Regions from separate parts of the Homo sapiens genome. Here region 2 is linked to region 1. Evidence: chromatin loops called from intact Hi-C (ENCODE). Cell type or tissue: Panc1. All regions are shown on one strand. Each heading gives the region's core, and the rest is flanking DNA. Links, peaks and the distances in the headings are about the cores only.

Region 1 (10,132 bases), core at 822-8,821:
AGGCGGGTGGATCACCTGAGGTCAGGAGTTCGAGAACAGCCTGGCCAATGTGGCGAAACCCCGTCTCTACTAAAAATACAAAAAAATTAGCTGGGTGTGGGGGCACATGCATGTAATTCCAGCTACTCGGGAGGCTGACATAGGAAAATCGCTTGAACCTAGGAGGTGGAGGTTTGAGTGAACCGAGATTGCACATGGCACTCCAGCCTGGGTGACCATGTGAGACTCTGTCTCCAAAAAAAAAAAAAGAAAGAAAAGGTGTCACAAGTTTGTGGTTAGCTCCTATCATTGGTACAAAGCAAATATTGAATTATACTTACATATGTTTGTTTGCATTTTCCCCCCACCCCATGCAACATGTCAAGAACTTCCACTACAAAAGTGATATACCAATTATTTGAACTTTGTGTGTTTCTGTAAGATACAGCCTTAGTGAATAAAACCTGGAATTTCTTAGGTGAGCGGAAAAATAAGAGGCTTTAAACTCTTCATCCACAAATACAAGCATGAAAACTTGGACACTTTTTAAAAAAATTTTCTTTTTTATGGCGGTTGAGGTGGAGGTTTCACTGTGTTGCCTAGGCTGCCCTCAAATTCCTGGGCTCAAAGGATCCGCCTACCTCAGGCTCCCTAGTAGCTGGGACTACAGGCACATGCCACCGCACCTGGCTCTCATGAACACTTTTGATATGTAGTGGTGTAAGTGGCTGTAAAAAGTATACTTAGAAAATTTTTGTTAGCTTTAAAGCCTCTGAGCCTAAAACATTGTATATACATGTTTTTATCACAATGTACTCCAAAGATTATGTACTCTCTTACAGAAACCTCCCCAGTGGTATTCCATCTCTTTAATTCTCTTTCCTGACCTATGTTTGTCTGTTCTGTGACACCTACTCTGCTTGGGTATCCTCTTATAATTCTTAACTGTGTCATAAAATCAGCTAATGCAGGGACAATGTTCATGTACTTAGTTCATGGTAGATTCTTTTTGGAGGAGAGGGGTATCCATTATAGTTGATTCTTTTTTTGTTTGTTTTTTTTTTTTTTTTTTTGAGACAGGATCTCACTTTGTTGCCCAGGCTGGAGTGCAGTGGTGCCATCTCAGCTTACTTCATCTTCATCCTTGACCTCCTGGGCTCAGGTGATCTCCCACTTCAGCCTCCCGAGTAGCTGAGACTACAGGCGCGTGCCACCATGCCGGGCTAATTTTGTATTTTTAGTGAAGATAGGGTTTTGCTATGTTGCCAAGGCTGGTCTCAAACTCCTGAGTTCAAGTGATCAGCCCACCTCAGCCTTCCAAGGTGCTGGGATTACAGACACAAGCCACTACACCCAGCCCATCATGGTAGATTCTTTTTTTTTTTGAAATAGAGTCTCACTCTTGTCCCTCAGGCTGGAGTGCAGTGCCACGATCTCAGCTCACTGCAATCTCCGCCTCCCTGGTTCACGTGATTCTCCTGCCTCAGCCTCCTGAGTAGCTGGATTACAGGCGCTCACCACCATGCCTGGCTAATTTTTGTATTTTTAGTAGAGGTGGGGCTTCACCATGTTAGCCAGGCTGGTCTCGAGCTCTTGACTTTAGGTGATCGATCCGCCTGCCTCGGCCTCCCAAAGTGCTGAGATTACAGGCGTGAGCCACCGCACCTGGCCTCATGGTAGATTCTTAATGCCTTTTATGTTGTACACTTATTAGCATTCTAAGTAACATCATTTTAATGGCTAATGAGCTGCCATAATCAATATTTATAGATATCATGGTTTAAAATCTTACCATGCTTCCAAGTAAGATTTGAGGGCTAGAGATAAAGGATCTGGAATGATATCCTTTTCTTACAAACTCTGCAACTCAGAGTAGAGGGGAAGGTATTGGAAGGTGGAGAGAAAGGTGGCCAAAGTACTTAGAAATCAATTTTAAATTATGAGGAAAAGAACCAGAATATTCTGCTCTCCAGCTCTACCTCAACCACTTATTATACCTAACAGTTAAAGAAGATATAGTAGCCAGAAAATATTTTAAATTGTGCTAAGCTGATTATGTATTGAAACTTTTGATGGCAAGTTGCAGCTTCTCTTAGCCGTGGTTTATTTAGGGGATTCTTAGACAAAGAGTTACTTTCCATTTCTAATAAAAAGATTTTTATGTTAAGTGATTTGAGTACTGTCAGACTGTTAGAACAATAAACATTCTTTGTGGAGCTTTATGAAAGGAGTAAAGTATTGTAATGGCACTACTGTCAATCTGCAAATTTAAAGCATATGCGTGTGTATAGTGTTTAATGTCATGATGTCTAGTTGCTGTTATAGCTAATCACTCTGACTGGAAGAGTTTATTAATATATGTATCACTCATGTGTTAGAGAATTTAGACTTATTAAACATTCATTTTCATGTTTTTTATAGTTTTCCAAGTAATACTTCAAGCTTTGAAGAAACAGCTTAGTTTTGTTCTTTTATAATATAGGTGGAAGCCGGGCACGGTGGCTCACGCCTGTAATCCCAGCACTTTGGGAGGCCGAGGCGGGCGGATCACGAGGTCAGGAGATCGAGACCATCCCGGCTAAAAAAAAACGGTGAAACCCCGTCTCTACTAAAAATACAAAAAATTAGCCGGGCGTAGTGGCGGGCGCCTGTAGTCCCAGCTACTCGGGAGGCTGAGGCAGGAGAATGGCGTGAACCCAGGAGGCGGAGCTTGCAGTGAGCCGAGATCCCGCCACTGCACTCCAGCCTGGGCGACAGAGCGAGACTCCGTCTCAAAAAAAAAAAAAAAAAAAAAAATAATAATAATAATATAGGTGGAAACTGTTTTATATATATATATATAAAGAGAGGTAGAGAGAGAGACAGGGTCTTGCTTGTTGGCCAGGTTGGTATTGAACTCCTGGCTTCAAGCAATCATCCTGCTTCAGCCTCCCAAAGTCCTGGGATTACAGGCACGAACCATCGTGCCCGGCCAAAACTGTTTCATATGACTATTCTTAGAGGTTTATTAAGTTATTTATTGTAGAGAGCAACTCAGTCTTCAATTACAGTTTTTATTTAGAATCTTACCTTTCTTTAGCATAGAAAAACTTTAGCTGATTTTATCAGATTTCTAAATTATGAAGGAATACTTTCCTTGCTGAATAATTGAGAATTAATTGACTTTTCTGTATTATTGAGGAACTTCAACTACTCAGAATATAATCAGAAGCTAATTAAGGAAGTAGAAAAGAACTAAACAGCGAAGAGTTGAATAAATAACAAGTCTATATACTTTTTCTTTTTTTGAGGTAGAGTCTCACTCTGTCGCCGAGGCTGGAGTGCAGTGCGTGGTATCAGCTCACTGCAACCTCCGCTTTCATGTGATTCTTGTGCCTCAGCCTCCCAAGTAGCTGGGACTACAGGCATGCACCACCATGCCCGGCTAATTTTTGTATTTTTAGTAGAGACGAGGTTTTACCATATTGGGCAGGCTAGTCGTGATCTCCTGACCTCAAGTGATTCACCCACCTCGGCATCCCAACATGCTGGGATTACAGGTGTGAGCCACCGTGCCTGGCCCAAGTCTATGTACTTTTGAGTTACCAAGTTTTTAGAGATGAAATACTGTCTTCTCATGATCTGCATCTTGTTTAGCATAACTCTACCAAAGTCAGGTTATTGCTTCAGTTGATTATTGCTATGTAAAAACCCTAAAAGTTGGTGACCGAAAACAGTTACAATTAAACATTCACTTCATTACAGTTCTACAGTTTGGTCAGGTCTTGAAGTCATGGCTTGTCTCTGTTCCACTTGATATCTGTGGGGCCACTTGACTGGGACTGGAGGATTTATTTTTGAGATAACTCGGTCATATGGCTGGCTGCCAGCTGGGATATCAGATGGAGATGTAGATCAGGTCCTCAGTTCTCCTTCATGGGGAGAGTTAGACTTCTCACAGAATAACGGTGACAGGATCGCAAGAGAGAATGTCTTTATGAACAAATGTTCCAAGAGGACAGGCCCCAATTCACAAATGTTTGATCAAAGGCAGTCACATGGCCAAGCCAATGTGAGAGAGGATACAAAAAGATATTTAAATATTGAGTGTCATGGTTTGTTGTAGGCTACCAAAGTAGCTACTACTACTGCAGTGTTCCTTCTCATTCTATAGCAAAGTAGCCTTTCTGGAGGACAACTCGAAGACTTAACATTTATAGTCTTTGGCCTAGTAATTTCACCTTTAGGGTTTATTCTAAGGAAAATATTTAAACTCCCTGGATCTGTATCAAGGCTTCATTTAGTTTTCATCCATTGCATTTTGCCTAGAGTTAGATAGCTGGTTAATGCAGGAATCCAGATTAAAGCCAGATTTTCTAGTTCCAGAACTGTGTGCTTCATCATTGTACTATACAGCCTCTCACCCAGGGATGTCTGTATATAATCATGTTAATGATATGAGAAACTGATAATATATTTAATAAAAATAAGATTTGTATATATAAAAATCTAAAAGGCTATATACTGAAATGGAGTATCTACAAGTCAATATGTATGTTTTTTAATTGTAAGGATATCTTTTATAAGTCTACCATGCAAACTCAATATATTCACATGTATATGTTTTGTTTTGTTTTGTTTTTTTGAGACAGAGCCTCACTCTGTTGCCCAGGCTAGAGTGCAGTGGTGCAATTTTGGCTCACCGCAACCTCCGCCTCTTGGGTTCAAGCGATTCTCCTGCCTCAGCCTCCGAGTAGCTGGAACTACAGGCACATGCCTCCACGCCTGGCTAATTTTTATGCTTTTGGTAGAAACGGGTTTTGCCATATTGGCCAGGCTGGTCTTGAACTCCTGACCTCAGGTGATCCACCCGCCTCGGCCTCCCAAAGTGCTGGGATTACAGGCGTGAGCCACTGCACCCAGCTGTCACATGTATATGTTATATATATATATATATGTTTTTTATATATTTTAATTTTGCCTTGATTACTCAAATACTGGTCTCCACCCTTTCATTCAAACATCAAAGAGCTGTGTGATAAATTGCGGCTGTAAATGCTACATGTAATGAATCTTGGAAGAGTATTCCGCTCTCCCCTCCCCACCCCCTCTTTACACTGTAAATATAATGTAAATATAACCCTTGAGGAGGATGTCTTGAGATCCCTGTAGTCCATAGCTGCCTGATGCACCATATGTAGAAGCTTAGAAAATACGAGTACTTACTGAATAGAGCTTCTTAACCAATATTCTTTAACTGGCTTCCACATCACAGTTTTACTTATAATGACTTTACACTCCATTCTCACAGTATTATTCCAAATCACTACCCTTAAAGAGGTAAAATATTATCGCCCATATCTGTCCCAGCTAAGCTAAACCAGAATTACTTGGTGATTGTACAAATTCCCAAGTTCCTACCCTCTTTCACATTTATTAACTCTAGGGCAGCAGTTATTCGCTCTTTCAGCCAGGCTGGAGTGCACTGGAACAACCTTGGCTCACTGCAACCTCCGCCTCCCGGGCTCAAGCGATTCTCCCACCTCAGCCTCCCGAGTAGCTGGGATTACAGGCGTGTGCCACCATGCCCGGCTAATTTTTGTATTTTTAGTAGAGACAGGGTTTCACCGTGTTGGCCAGGCTGGTCTCGAACTCCTAGGGCAGCAGTTCTTGACCCTGGATGCACTTGAGAATCATTTGAAAATACTGATTTTCAGATTCCACCCTAGATCAGTTGCATGAGATTCTCTAGTTGGCGTCACTTGAGTGTGTTTCTTAGGATTGGACAAGTTGGGAAGACACCAGAAAATAGTTTTGCATTTTAAAGATTGTCCAAAAAAGGTGTTAGACTATTAATAGACAGTTTTATTTCAGCATAAGCCTGTAGGATTATGTAAATCTTCATGAATTGTTATGAATGAATTTTCCTTTAAAATAGAATTATTAATGCACAGTTTCATTAGAGATTACTCATTGAAAACCTTGTGTGAGCTCTCCAATGAGTCTTGTTGCTAATTCACAAATGAAGAATATGGACAATGTAGGAAAAGTATCTGGAATTCCTTGGTTTATGCATTTAAGCTAGTCTAGATAATTTATTCTCTACTGTTTTGGAAATTATACCATAAAGGATACTTCTTTTAAAATAAGGAGGAATTGTATCACTGGAAGGCATGTCCTTATTTTTTAAAGAAAGAAACTAAATACGTTGGCTTAGTGACAATCTACATTTCAAAGGTTCTCTGGACTAAAAGCTTATTCTTCATTTAAATGACTTCTTCTCAGCCTTATTAAGAGTTCATCTAGGTTATAAACCATATCTCCAGTTATTCATGCTGTTCCAGATTGGGTAAAACAGGTATCAAAAGTACTGAAGGGTGAAGCAATAGCTTAAGCACTTCTCAGTTTATCTTTTATCTCTAGATGTAGATATTTGGAGAAATGCAGCTGTTTAATGAGAACTGTAGTGGGGCATCCATTTACATCTCTTAGGATTGGTTGAATAGAGTATGGCCTATTGAATATACTTTTGATGTTGTTGCCAGTCTCTTTTCAAATGTACACGTGACACTATCTGAAGAAATACTAGAAACACCTAGTAAACATTTTTCTAATATCTATTGTTAAGCTATATTCAGGTGATCACATTTTGAGGCTTGGTTTTCTGCTTGGCTATCAGTGATAATCAGGTAACATATAGGGTATCTGTGAGCTGCTGACTTTAATAGGTCAGCCTGTGTAAGTGTATAAGACCTACCTTTTTGGAGACCAATAATGTGGTAGTTTCCTGTGCTTAGACTTGAAGGGAGCACTTGTTTTAGACCTCTATACCATGGTTTGAGAAATCTTTTCCTTAGTATGTAATATCCATTTGCATTCCTGATGATCTTACCCTGTGTGATTAGTAATACTTTTTGTGGAAAATGGCTGGTTTCTCTTTTATAAAAATAGTAGTTTAAGAGTATCCGGCATACACATATCTCTTTTAACATTTTATTGCTTTGCAGTTTTGTTCCTGGTATATTAGAACAAATAGACAACAACAAAATAACATTGAACAATTCAGGTTTTTAGTCTTGTTCTTTTCTAGTTCTTTGAATGTCCCAGGATCTTGTAATTATTTCATCACTTTTTCATAAGCCAAGCAAAATATATTCTCATCTTGCAAATGAAAAGCAAGATACCCAGCAGCTTGAGCATTACCCCGAATTTCTCCAGAAGAGTACAAATATCCAAGTAGACTATAAACCCTTGTTTAATTCTGTTTATTAAATCAACAAATTGAAAACATTCTGTACTTAATACATCGGTATATTCACACTGTATTTGGCAGGGAGTGGGGCTTTCCTTCAGTAAAGCAATCTCTCCTAATGGTTAAAGTTAGATAAATAACTTCACCTAAAAATGTGAATTCTCTAAGAAGCAGAGTTTATTTTGTGGTCTGATAGTTCTGTAAGTTCGAATTAGCTAGGCAAATTCTAAATGGCAATAAATTTTATTATGAAGGGCTGGTTCAGGAAAAAGGAATTAAAAGGTGGGGAAAAGATAACTATTGGAGGAATCTGACCTCTCCTTACCAAGTGACCCAGTAATGGGACAAACTGACATTATGTGCCTTCCGATGGAAAGCATCAACACTCCTGCCATTTAGGAACATTACTGCCAACAATGCAAAACAAAGCTGGTCATGAGGAAACAGACAAACCCAAATGTAGAATGTTGCTCTGAACTCTTTATTGTCAGTGTCTTGAATGACAACAAGACAGGGGGCGACTCTTCTAGATTAAAGGTGACTAAAGAAACAACCAGAGGGCTGAGTGCAGTGGCTCATGCCAGTAATCTCAGCACTTTGGGAGGTTGAGGCGGGTGGATCACGAGGTCAGGAGTTCAAGACCAGCCTGGCCAACATGGTGAAACCCCGTCTCTACTAAAGATACAAAAAATTAGCCGGGCGTGGTGGCGCGTGCCTGTAATCCCAGCTACTCGGAAGGCTGAGGCAGGAGGCGGAGGTTGCAGTGAGCCGACATCGCGCCATTGCACTCCAGCCTGAGTGACAAGGGAGACTGTGTCTCAAAAAAAAAAAAAACACCACCAGAGGTGGGAGGATCCCTCCAGCCCAAGTGCCTGTAGCGCGCTAGGATGTTGCCTCTGTGCTCCACCCTTGGCAACACAGGGAGACCCTCTTTTTTTGCCTGTCTTCTTTGATAATGTTGGTGATCTATTTTATAGTTTTCCAAAGAAATGTTACTAAGTAGTGGTAACAAATTAACTAGCATTTGGCAAATAACAATTAACAAAGGCATGTTTTGAGTGTGGAATAACATAGTTTTATGGACTCAGTGGATTCCAGGAAACCAACTTAACTTTTTTGAGATGCAGGTAATTACAGTTCTCTGCTCTTTTAATGTTAGTTTGGGCCCTGACATAAGCTTTAAGTGACTGTTAATATTGGGTTTCTAATATAGAACCCTTGAGAGCTATCCAGATTATTTGAGCCTCTGTCTTTGCTTCAGATTTATGATGAAACGTGATTTGCAGAACTTTTGAACTCCATGAACAAAATTGAAGTCTAAAGTAGTCCAGGGTTACTCAAACTCAGAATCTTCAGCATTTACTAGTATATACCTATACAAATAGATGAAGGCTGTGGCTTACTTTTTGGTTCTTGCCCTATGCTGTACTTTACTTTTGCTTGTCTCCCATCTTACCTGTCTGTGATCACTGTGCCCACATCGGCTGATCTATTGTTATTTCCCACAAATAACATATTTCTTGTATTTCCTACAAATATTATTTCATACAGATGGTTGTATTTAACACTTTTACCTGTTAAGAAATAAAATGAACAGTAGCTAGGAAGAAAATTGTGGCTTCCACTTTATACTCAGCCTGATACTAAGCAACTTCTCTTAAAATTAGGGGGAAAATATGAATATTAGAGTGAGAGAATACTAAATCTTGCTGTTTAAATTTCAAAAGTTTTAGTCATCTTAAAGTAAGTTAACAATATTTAAGCCTGATTTACATTTAATTTCAGAATTCAGCATTCTTTCTGGGTAAATCTAGAGCATTTAAAGTGGCATCCAAGATAAAACCTTTAAGGGATTTTTGCTGTAATTTGCCTCAGTAGTCTGACTCTTGTCCATACATTTCAAAGCAGATAAACCTAGGAATCAACTAGAGCCATCTGTTCTTAATTCTACACCTTAATGCTACATGCAGCTCATCTGTGGCTTCTACTTCTGTAGTAACTTCTCTGTTCTATTTTTTCTGTTCATAGCTATCATTTTTCTATTCAAACATATTTATTAACTCCTGATGCTCACAGGTAGTCACCTTAGCCCCATATTTAGAGTGCAATTTAAACTTTTCAGTTTTATTTCCCATCATTCCCTATGCTTTAGAATATTCAAGAATTATATACTAAATATACACTGTACTTGTTTCTTCTCTGCATTTAGCTCACACTATTTTCACCATTTTCAGCTGTCTTATAGTATGGCTAGCTCTGTGTTAAAAGAGTCCTGGCTGAGGCCATTGCACTCGCGCCATTTTACCCTAGCATGGGCGACAAGAGCGAAACTCTGTCTCAAAAACAAACAAAACGAAAAAGAGTCCTGACTGGCCGTACGCAGTGGCTCACACCTCATATTCCAGCACTTTGGGAGGCTGAGGTGGAAGGATCCCTTGAGCCCAGGAGTTCAAGACCAGCCTGAGCAACTTAGGGAGACCCTGTCTCTAAAGGAAGGAAGGGGAGGGAGGGAGGGGGAGAGGGAGGGGAAGCAGAGAGACTGAGGAAAGGAAAGAAAAGGAGGGGAAAGAATGAATGAATCCGGGCCAAATCAATTGTCAATTCTTCCGTGCTTTTCATATTATACAAATGGTATTATGCTATATAATATACTGTTCTGAAACTTTTTTTTTTTTTTTTTTTTTGAGGTGGAGTCTCGCTCTGTCGCCCAGGCTGGAGTGCAGTGGCATGATCTCACCTCACTGCAACCTCCGCCTCCCGGGTTCAAGCGATTATCCTGCCATAGCCTCCGGAGTAGCAGGAATTACAGGCTCGTGCCACCTCACCCGGCTAATGTTTGTATTTTTAGTAGAGATGGGGTTTCACTGTATTGGCCAGGCTGGTCTTGAACTCCTGACCTCAAGTGATCCACCCGCCTCAGCC
Region 2 (10,132 bases), core at 1,492-9,491, 120 kb after region 1:
GAAAGTGATGGACAAGCGAGGTAGAGGAGTCTGAGTGGGGAGGAGCATACTGAGGAAGAGTAGCTGGGGAAGTTTCATAGAAAAGGCAAAACACCCGCTGTACGTAACTGACAGTCAATAACTATTTGTTGAACGGAGCTGGGCTGAGAAGGCTAGAGATGGGCAGAAGCTGGAAGGAAAGGAGCTGGGGGAGTTGGGGGAGGAACACCTGCGTGAAGCCTCAGAAGCTAGAATCGCCTGAGGACAAAGATGATGGGGGCTGAAAGGTCAGCCATCCTTGAGTTGGGGCGGGGGCGGGGTTGAGGTCCTTTGGGCAAGTTCAGGGGTCAGACAGTGAGGTGTGGGAAGGTGGTGATATGTGGGATGGGATGGCCTGGCAGGTGAGAGAGCTGAATTCCAGTTGCAGCTCAGTGCCTGGCTTGGTGATCTTGGTCCAGTCACTTCTCTGGGCCCCAGGATTTGTGAGGATGATGGAGCAGATTATCTCTAACCCTTTCCTTTCCAGGTGAATCGTGCTCCTTAACAGTCAGGTGATGACAGAGTTGCAGGAACCAGGATGGATGCCAGGTGCTGGAAAAGAGGAGGAAATCTCAGGAGGCTAGAGACAGCCCAGGCCTCTGCAGCACCCGGGGCTGCGGAAAGAACTGGGGGCTGGAGGGAGAGACAGAAGGTGAAGTTCCTTCCAGGGGAGGAATGGGTGGGGGTATCCACAGCCTGTGACTCATCAGTGTCCCACCAGGACCAGGTCAAACCCCAGCAGAATTCTCCAAGACAACCCGACTTTCTCTCATTCCTGCCCTGATCTCAAGTCCTCTTGCGGGGGGGTCAGGCCTGCCATCAGAGGAGAAGGCTGCTGTGGCCAGTAAAACTGAGGGCCAGGCTGGACGTTTTCAAAGAGTAAGCGGGGAGGGCAAAGAGCTGAAGGGGCTCTCAGGACTGTCCAAGTAACAGACCAAGCCCCTCACATAGGTTTTTTTCTCTAGTGACCCCATTCTGCCCCATGGATGTCACTTGTTTTTTTCTTTTTCTTTTTTTTTTTTTTTTTTTTAGCTTTTGGGAAGGAGGAGCAAGGCGAGGGAGGTGGGAAGAGACTTTTTTTTTTTTTTTCACATGAGCCCTCAGAATTACAGTTCACAAACTATTCAGTAAACTGACCGGCCTCAACCTCCCCTTCAACGGCCTAATCTAAGGGGTGGATCTATGTGTTTTGTTGCTTGTCAGAAACAATCGCTGCGCGGCCCATTACATTTACAGCACGTCGCCCTTTAATTGGTGTAACACGCTGAGGCCTGAAAGGAGGAGAGGCCCACAAAGGCGCCCGTGAATGAGCCTTGACTCACACAAAAACACTCTGCAGAAGTTCAGAGCTGGCCACTAACAAGGAGGTAGGGAGTTAGTTTGAAAAGAGGGTGAAGTTCAGAAATGTGTCACCTTGAGGAGCCTCCCATCAAAGCAATGGTCGCATTGACAAGCTGCAAAGAAAAAAAGTTAAACCTTCAGGGCTGCGGACTTGCCTGCTGGATTTATTCTTAAACTTGAGGAGGGGGGAAGGAGAGGGAGAGTCTTTCTTTTTCTTCTCCTCTTCTCCACCCTTGTCTCTCTGCGCCCCCCCCCACCCCTATTTACTTCAGAGAGCCTTAAAGAAGTCCCAGCAAAGAAACATACCTCCCACCCCCCTGCTAAGATACACTTTTAAAAATAAACGTATAAAAAGTCAGGCTGAATGCCGCTGCCTGAGGCTGCTGCTGCTGATTTCGGCCTCTGTGGGAACAGCGATTTTTCCCTGCCCTCTAGTGTGTCCCCTGCCCATCTTCTGAGGCAACTCCTCTGGGCGGGGGGCGTTGCGGCCTAGGCCGGGGCGCCGTGCGGGCCTGGAGAACGTGTCCCCAGAGGCCGCCAGGGCCAGGGCGTGCGCGCAGGGTCCGTGTGGCAGAGGGGACCAGGTCGCGCGCCATTCAGAAGCATTTGGGAGAAGGGATCCGCCCCCGCGCCAGTCCAGCTCAGTGGGGTCTTGCGTGTGAGGGTCCTGCCCCATCCCAGGAAGGACTCAGTTTTCCCTCCTCCTGCCTGTAACACCAGGAAGACCCGACACCGGCCCACGCTTCGATTCCAATTGCGAAGTGAGACGTCTTTAAAAGAAGACACCACCGTGCCCGGGGTAGAGGTGGGGGACCGAGTCGCACCTCCCATTCCCCGGACTTCCACGGTGATGGACTCAACCCCTATAGCACACCTTCCTCGCTCCAGATGCCCGGAATCTCCCCAGTGCTGGTGGTGCTGCGGTAGACCTCCCTCGGTCCCCTTCCTGCACCCTGCCCCACGCCTTCCTCGGTGGGGGGCGCCCTGCCACGCCTGCGCTGGGGTGGGCACCTCCGCGTCTCCTGCCCGATGCGCGCCCGGGCGCCCCGAGCCGCCCTCCTCCGCTCGCCCCCTCCCCGCCTTTGTCCCGCTATCGGACCCCCGCCCCTCGCGCTGCTCCTGTGAACCGGCTGCCCGGTGCGAAGGCGGGGGCACTTTTCAATGCAGCGCCGCAGCTCCCTCCAGATTTGTAATCCGCCAAAAAGCCGCTGATTGCCGCAATCGTTACTTTTCATTAAAAAAACTTAGAAGCAATTTGGGAGAACCCTTCTCAATGAATACATTTACCCCCGAACGGTCTTTATTCTCCGCCTCCACTTGATGAGTTTCTCTGGCACGAATCGGTTCTTACAGGCACAGAATGGGCAATCCCTTGATCCCCGTCAATTGTCATCCCGAGTCGGGGCCACTTTGACCGCCAATAGTGGGGAAGTCAGAGCTAATCCTCAGAAGGAATCACGGGAAAAGAAAAGCAACAATAACCAAGTCAAGCGTAAAAAATGAAAGAGAAATCTCTATTATCACTCACTACATTTCCCAGCTATGTACTGAAAAAATCAGCTCGCTTGTCATTCGAGTCAGACACCCGCACAAGAATATGAGGTCGTGGTGGGTTGGTAGACTCACACGACGTAAGGGACGATATTTGAGAGCGAAAGGCCTCTCTTCTGCCTCTGCCAAATCCCCCTCACATCCGCCATAACCATTAAATACAGACTGACTTTATTCTGTATGGGGAGGCCAGGGGTGGGTGGTGAGGGAGCCCCCAGCTGTGCCTGGATACAAAAAAAAAAAAAAAAAAAATCCCTGGAGAGAGGGGTGGGGGCGGGGTGTGGATGCGAAAGAAACGCGCCCCTAGCCGGTACCTCCCGCTCCGGGCCCCGCAGGCGGCTGGGCCTCGTCAGCCCGGGTTCAGCCGCCGCGCCGGCCGCCCCCTGCGCCCCCTGCGCCCCCTGCCCACGGCCCCCGCAGCCCGGCGGGCGCACGGCCTCGGCGGCTGGGTCCTCGCGCGGGCGCAGGTGTGCAGGGCAAGCGCGGACGGGCTCCGTGGGCCGCCGGCGAGGCAGGCGCAGCGGCTTGCCGGGCCGCGGAAGCCCGCGCGGTGAGACCCATGAGTGTGCACGCGTGGCTCCTTTCCACGCCGACACCTGCGATTATGGACGGGGGCCTCGATTCCTTTCTGCTACAGCCAAGTGAGGGCCAAAGTTATTTCTAAGAAGGCCGGGCAGAGCAGGTCGCTGGGCGGATTCCCGGCGCGGCCGCAGCATCTCCGGGAGGGGTCGCCTCAGAAGCCGCGCGCCCCTCTCTCCCTCCCTCCCTGTCTCATTCTCTCCCTCGCTCTCTCCCTCTCTCCCGGAGAGGAACTTCGAGGGCGGGAACTGCTCCGGCGCTCATGGACTCGGGGGCGGCAGCCCGAGCCTCTCCTTGCACCGTGTCTGGGAGGGCCTGAAGCCCAAACTCCTCGGGCTGAGAAGGGTCCGGGGCCGCAAGGTGCACGCGCGGTCCTTGCTGTCAGCGGCCTTTCCGCGCTCTCGCGCTCTGCAGGCCAACTTGTGCTTCTGGGGTACTTTCATTTTCCAGGGGATGGGTGGAGAGAGCCTCCACCGGCCGGCCTCGGGGCGGTGGGGCAGGGCCGCGGGAGGCGCGGAGGCGGTTCCTTCTTCCCCTTGTCCGACCTCACCCGGCCCAGGAGACGCCGCTGCCCCGCGCGGCCGGGCTCCCGCCTCGCGCCTCAGCCTCTCGAGGCACCGGGCTGGGTGGGGCAGTGCCCAGCTCCCGCCTCACCCCCAGGCACCCTCACTCCGGAAGCCCTCCGTGCCTCTCCCTTTGGGGAAACCTCTCTGGCCTGTCACCTCCCCTCTTCGCACCACACGCACATCACACACCGCTCACACATCACATGTGTACTATTACACACACTACATACCATTTAGACCAACGTTCACACGTTTGTGCCTATACCAAGAAAAAACACATTTACACAGCAACAAGCTTATGTAGAGTCACATTTACACGACAGCTGGACTCACCTGCACACGCATACACAAACACACACACACACACACATACTCCTGCGCACCCAGGCACACCCCTGCGCGTGCTTTTTGTACCAGCTTGCGCCCTTGGGTGCCCGCGGACTGGCTCCGTCCCGAATGGCAGGTCAGGAGTGGGGAGGACTAGAGGGAGACAGCCTGGTGGGGGTCGAGGACTTTGGCCGTGGGACCTGGGCCTCCTTGGGGATTCTTGTCTGTGCAGATGTCCCCGAGTTTCCCTTGGGGCCTGAATGCACTCGCGCCCTTCACCCCGCGGACGCTGCACCGGAGTTGGGACCTCCCCAGGGATCCTCACCCACTAGACCAGAGCCCGCTGCAAGGACTGGGCGGCGGGTTCCACTCACCCGGCCACCAGACACTCGCCCACGTGCCCCTAAGGGGGTGGGTGAGACGCCTTCGCGTGGCCGCGGGAGTGGAGGTAGGATAGATAGGGAAGAAAAGGGGATCCGACCCGAGTAACCCCCGTCCCCGCCCCAGTTGGGCTGCCCGGGCCAGGGAGGACGTCGTAGAGGGCGGGAGTGATTGTCGCCTTCTACAAAGCCAGTGAGAGCTTTTAGTGCTCCCCAGATTTACATTAATGCGAATCTCCGCTTGGTCCGCAGTCTGGAAACGGTGCTTGCCGAGAGGCCGACACTCTGCAATCCTAATTAGTGATTTTTGTCCCCTTGTTACTGGGCTCAGCATCTCATGCAAATGAACTCTTCATTTCAGCCACATTACCCCAGCTCCAGAATTAACTGACTCTTATCTTTAATGATATGCTGCTGAAGTTCTCCGAGCCCGGCTAGCTTTTTATCTTGATTACTCTAATCAATAAGAAATGATAGAGTAGAATTATAAACTCTATTGGCTTTTAAATGTTGCCGACAAGCCCTCTAGATGCCATTCCTGTTCATTGTTATTTATTAAAATGATCCTCAGCCTAACAGCGGATGCAAATAGGCGAACAAGAAGAATTAGCCTTGGGACTCCTCCCAGCCAGCCCCTGACTCCATTGCCCCCCAATCCCAAGGGAAGACTCCTTACTGTTGGGGCTTGAAAAGGTGGAAAATAAAGATATTTAAAAGTGTTTAAAAGAAATTTGCTCTTGTAAAGGGGCCAGAGAAATAGAAAGACAATTTTTAAAACACCAGGCCCCCACCCCATCCAGGTAGTCTTAAAGGTGGAAGCCTCGAAAAAGGCACTTTGAGACACAGAGCCTCATGTTCTGGGAATAACTCTCTCTCTCTTTCTCTGTCTCTTTCTCTCTCTCTCTCTCTCTCTCTCTCACACACACACACACACACACACACACACACACACACACCCCTTCCACCCCACCCCTTTCTGCATACCAGTATCTATAGGCTTTCGTGTGTGTATGTGTAATTTCAGACCGACCTTGGGAAATGCAATTTCCCTCACATAGTTCTCTTGGGTGAAAAATGGTGCTTGAGTCCCTTCGAGTGTGCAGAAGCAGCCCTCGTTGACCAAAGCGTCAGGGCGCCTCCAGTGGACAGTTTTGGGTTCCTCGACGTCCAGCACCAGGTGGACTGAGACCTAGAACCTATCTTCTGGCCTCAGGCAGTCCCGTCACCGACACCCGGCCAAGGTCCCGGGACCCCACAACCCTCCCGGGTCACACCTTTCTCGCAGGCCCAATTTGAGAGGCATTGTGTTTCCCAAGAAGTCAAAATAGAGGGTGTGGGACATTTCTTCTTTCCTTTGCTCATAGAGAGTGAAAGGTGTTTTGTCGTGAGGTATGTCGGAAAAGGCTATGAAACATCCCTCCTCACCCTCGATCAGTGCATTACCCGGCCTTCGCCCCCACCTCGGCTCTGAGTTTCGTCTCGGGTAGAGTGGGAACTTTCAGGTCGCCCCGTGAGGGCCAGGGGCTGCTGAGAACACCTGGCCGTCATCTCTCATTAGAATCATGTACGAATTTCACTAGCTTTCGTTTAGATCCAATGCAAACCTATTAAGAGCCTACTCTGCATTAGGCACTTTGTCTGGGGCGCAGCCCAGGCTCTGAGGCTTAGGGGACCTTTTCCCTGGCTTGCTTGAGCCTCCGCCCCCTCGGAGCTTTGAATGGGTCCTCAAAATCCCCGGCATCCAAAGCCCTGAAAGCGCGCAACCCGGAGGCGAGCACACACAAACACACACGCGCCACAACTCGGCCTGCCCCTGTCCTGCAACCCTGCGGGCGCACGACTGTCTGTCTAGATCCTTTTACGCACAGCCCTACTCGCCCACCGCTAGGCGACCCGTCCTCAAGCAGCCGCGCCGTCCCTCTAGCCCTCGTAGCTGCGATTTCCGTTCTTTTCTCCCCTTATCCCTCAGCACAGCCCAGTGAGCAACTTGGCCCTCTGGCCTCGCCAGACGGGGAAGCTAAGAGCTAGGGTTCCCCAAGGCTCCTAGCTGCTGAGCGGGTACCGGCAACCAGCAACCCGCCGACGCAAAGGCGAGAGGCTGCGTGCGCGCTGGGAGCGGAAGGGGCTGGAACGCAGACTCAAGTCCTTGCCAAGGCCGCGGTCGATCCGTGGAAAGAGAAGTTGGAAATCGCAGGCAGGCTAAGCCTTTTTTTTTTTTTTAATGACACGTGGGGGGAAGGGCTGAATGTATGAAAATCATGTAAAATTTCTGTTCTTAGCAACATCCTTGTTATTAGGAATGATGACTAAACCGCCAGGATTATTCTGGACTGTAAGTTATCAAGAGCCCACTAATTTCACATTAAAGCCCATTGACTGCAACGGCGTGATTGAAGGGTTTTTAACAATTAACATAATCAGAAAATGAGCTGAGATAATTTTTATTCAACTCATTACTTTTTAATCATGTATTTCTTTTAATTAATATCTTCTCCGTGAACATAACACAAAGCGGAGCCCCAGTGCTGGCCCAAGCCAGCCTGCGGGACTGAATTTGACACAGCCAAACATTTCACCAGCAGCATTCATTGCATCTCTATTGTGGTGTGGGCGAAATAGAAAAATCTTGTCCAAAAGTCACCATGTTGTTTTGAAACACAATTTTAAAAACAGGGGAGGGCGTTGGGAGCGCACAAGCCATACGCTTTCAATTCGACTTGACTTTCATATTTGGGCGCCTCTCTTGGTTTGCAGCCAGAGGGACATAAATGGGAAGAAACAGAAGAAGAGGAAGAAAAGGCTTTTGGAGATGAATGTCCCATCCTGGCTTCGCAGGCGAGTGGGCTTTGGTTGTTTGCGCCTAGTACACTGGCTGGCTGGTGGGACAGCTGGAGGCACAGACCTCGGCCTTTGAGTCTTGGCCCCGCGGACAAACCTGGCCTAGACCGTCAGGGCTGAGACGCTCAGGCCCGTCCACCACCACCACCACGCCACCTCCTGGGCTCTGACCCAAGCAGGCGAAGTCCCTCGGCTCCCCAAGCCCGCCTGGAAGTGGGCGGTGATTGCGGGACCCTCTTTGGGCAGGATTCTGGATTACCGCTGCCGTGCGCACTACCTAGGCATTTGCATTGCAGCCTGGATGCCGTGACCTTGCCTGTCCCCCAGCACTTCCTAGTATTCCCAACCCGGGAGACTTGCTCCTATTCAAATGCCTCACATGTGGTGGAGAACGAGCATTTATCTGTGGCACAGGGGGTTCCAGCCTCCCCCATGGAGTGTCCAGTCTCCACTCGGGCGACTCCGACCCCGAGGCGCATCTCGCCCTTGGGCTGACCACGGCATCTCCCACACCTCCCAAAAAAGGCTGTTTCTGGACTAAGATCTCTGGCAGTAGGGGAGCCGCATCAGTCTCGGAAAAAAGAAACAAAGCCGACCCCTGGTGGAAGAAAACGAAAGTTTAAGAATATAAGGTTTGAGGGAATCGCATGCTTAAACTTCTGTACAAGAAAGAGTGGGGAAGAAAGAGGGAGTAGAGGGGAAGGAAAGGATAAATAACGAAAAGGAAAATTGGAAGACAGAGAACAGGAGAGGCTATATAGCAGATGGAATTCAGGTGGAGAAAGCTGGGAGGAATGAGGCTCAGAGAGACTGACCTTTTATGCCTTGATCAAGCTTGTTTCCTTAATCCTTGTGGCCTGGCCAGTGTCAGGGGTCAGGCAAGGACACCTAATTTTCAATTTCTCTCCAGTGTAAGTCTGGAAGTTCTGTGATTACAGAGGGCAGATCGAGGTTTCTGTTGGACATTGCAACTACTGTCTGCCTGCCCTAGAGAGCATCCAGAATCTTTCTTCTCTTTTTTCCAAACAAACCTCTACCTCCCATCTTGACCTCTCAGTCTTCTACAGGTGATGGCAACTAAGACAAAACTCCAATCTATAATGGCTAGAATACAAGCCCCAATCCTCTCTGGTATTTATCTGTTATTCAATTTTAGCAGGGAACATCTGGGGCACAGGTTGGAGCCCAAGGGATAGAGGAATTTCAGACACTAGAGCAAAACAGTGAAGGAAGGGCTGGGTGCAGTGGCTTATACCTGTAATCCCAACACTCTGGGAAGCCAAGGCGGGTGGGTCACCTGAGGTCAAGAGTTTGAGACCAACCTGGCCAACATGGTGAAACCCTGTCTCTGCTAAAAATACAAAAAAGAAAAAAAAAGTTAGCTAAATTAGCTGGGCGTGGTGGCAAGCACCTGTAGTCCCAGCTACTTGGGAGGCTGAGGCGGGAGAATCTCTTGAACCCAGGAAGTGGAGGCTGCAGTGAGCTGAGATGCACCACGGCATTCCAACCTGGGTGACAGAGTGACACTCCATCTCAAAAAAACAAAACAAAACAAAAACAAGGAAGAACCACTGTCCTGAAGCCTCTGCTGATGTCCAGAGCCAAGCAGTTAAAAAGAAAAAAGGAAAGAAAAAGTGACATCAGAGATAAGATCTCACTGGTGAGCGTATCACTGTCTACCTGGAGTGAGCACTTTGGGTTAATCAAGGAAGAGCAAAGGTGGCATTAGTGTGGCTGAGCTCCTTCTAAAGCCTCTCTTGAATCCACAATCACTATGTGCCTCCGTGTTTGCTCCCTCATCTTTCTACCTTCTCTCCCATACTCTCCTATGTGTACTGATATTCCACAGGGACTTCTTTCAAACCTCCTATTTCTTCTGCATCCATGTCAAGCCACAAGCATTTTCTTTTCTTGGAAACCACCCTAATCCATTCATTTATTGGAGGCTTACCCATCTTTAAGGTAAAGCTCAAATGCCACTCTTCCAAAAACGACTTCCTTGTCATTTCTTCCACCTTTAAACTCTCCTCATATCATAACTAACTTTTCCTTCAATTTTCTTCTTATATCATAACTACCTCATAAGGCAGTTAATTGTATACATCTTTTATTTTTTCTACTAGTTTGTAAGTACCTGCAGCTAGTATAGGCCATGGCACTGAATCTAGGACTTTGCCCTTGCCCTGCATCAGTTCTCAGCAAATGTTTGTTGAATTGTTGACCATTTTCTTTTTATTTATTTATTTTTGAGACAGAGTGTCACTCTGTTGCCCAGGCTGGGGGGCAGTGGCACGATCTCGGCTCACTGCAACCTCTGCCTCCCGGGTTCAAACGATTCTCCTGCCTCAGCCTCCAGAGTAGCTGGAACTACAGGCATGCACCACCACACCCTGCTAATTTTAGTATTTTTAAGTAGAGATGGGGTTTCACCATGTTAACCAGGCTGGTCTCAAACTCCTGGCCTCAAGTGTTCCACCTGCGTCAGCCTCCCAAAGTGCTGGGATTACAGGTGTGGGCCACCGTGCCCGGCCT

The links. A loop is a pair of places that touch in the nucleus more often than their neighbours do. Peaks named below come from ENCODE experiments on the same cell type or tissue, not always from the same donor. Only the 100,000 strongest peaks of a DNase experiment are listed, where the experiment ranks them.
Region 2: it touches region 1 in a loop (2.2-fold over the local background); 2 of 110 quality-filtered maps call a loop at or near these places.

What each region holds. Positions count from the first base shown.
Region 1 is chr6:108,229,022-108,239,153 of GRCh38, reverse strand. The region is part of intron 1 of SNX3 (sorting nexin 3); the gene reads left to right. Among named protein-coding and RNA genes, the nearest start is that of SNX3, 27 kb to the left of the region's middle. RefSeq lists a silencer at 8,992-9,192. In Panc1, for the core only: no CTCF peak of the experiment used is centred there; no DNase peak of the experiment used is centred there.
Region 2 is chr6:108,111,705-108,121,836 of GRCh38, reverse strand. It overlaps LOC124901368 (a long non-coding RNA gene), which reads left to right. Exons shown (of 2, transcript XR_007059696.1): 2 at 506-1,717. Among named protein-coding and RNA genes, the nearest start is that of OSTM1-AS1, 6.9 kb to the left of the region's middle. RefSeq lists an enhancer at 3,513-4,100 and a silencer at 3,905-4,194. In Panc1, for the core only: CTCF peaks have their summits at 5,909, 7,962 and 8,161 (motif pointing left); DNase peaks (open chromatin) are centred at 5,901 and 8,204; H3K4me3 peaks cover 3,012 bases; H3K27ac peaks cover 234 bases; H3K27me3 peaks cover 1,613 bases.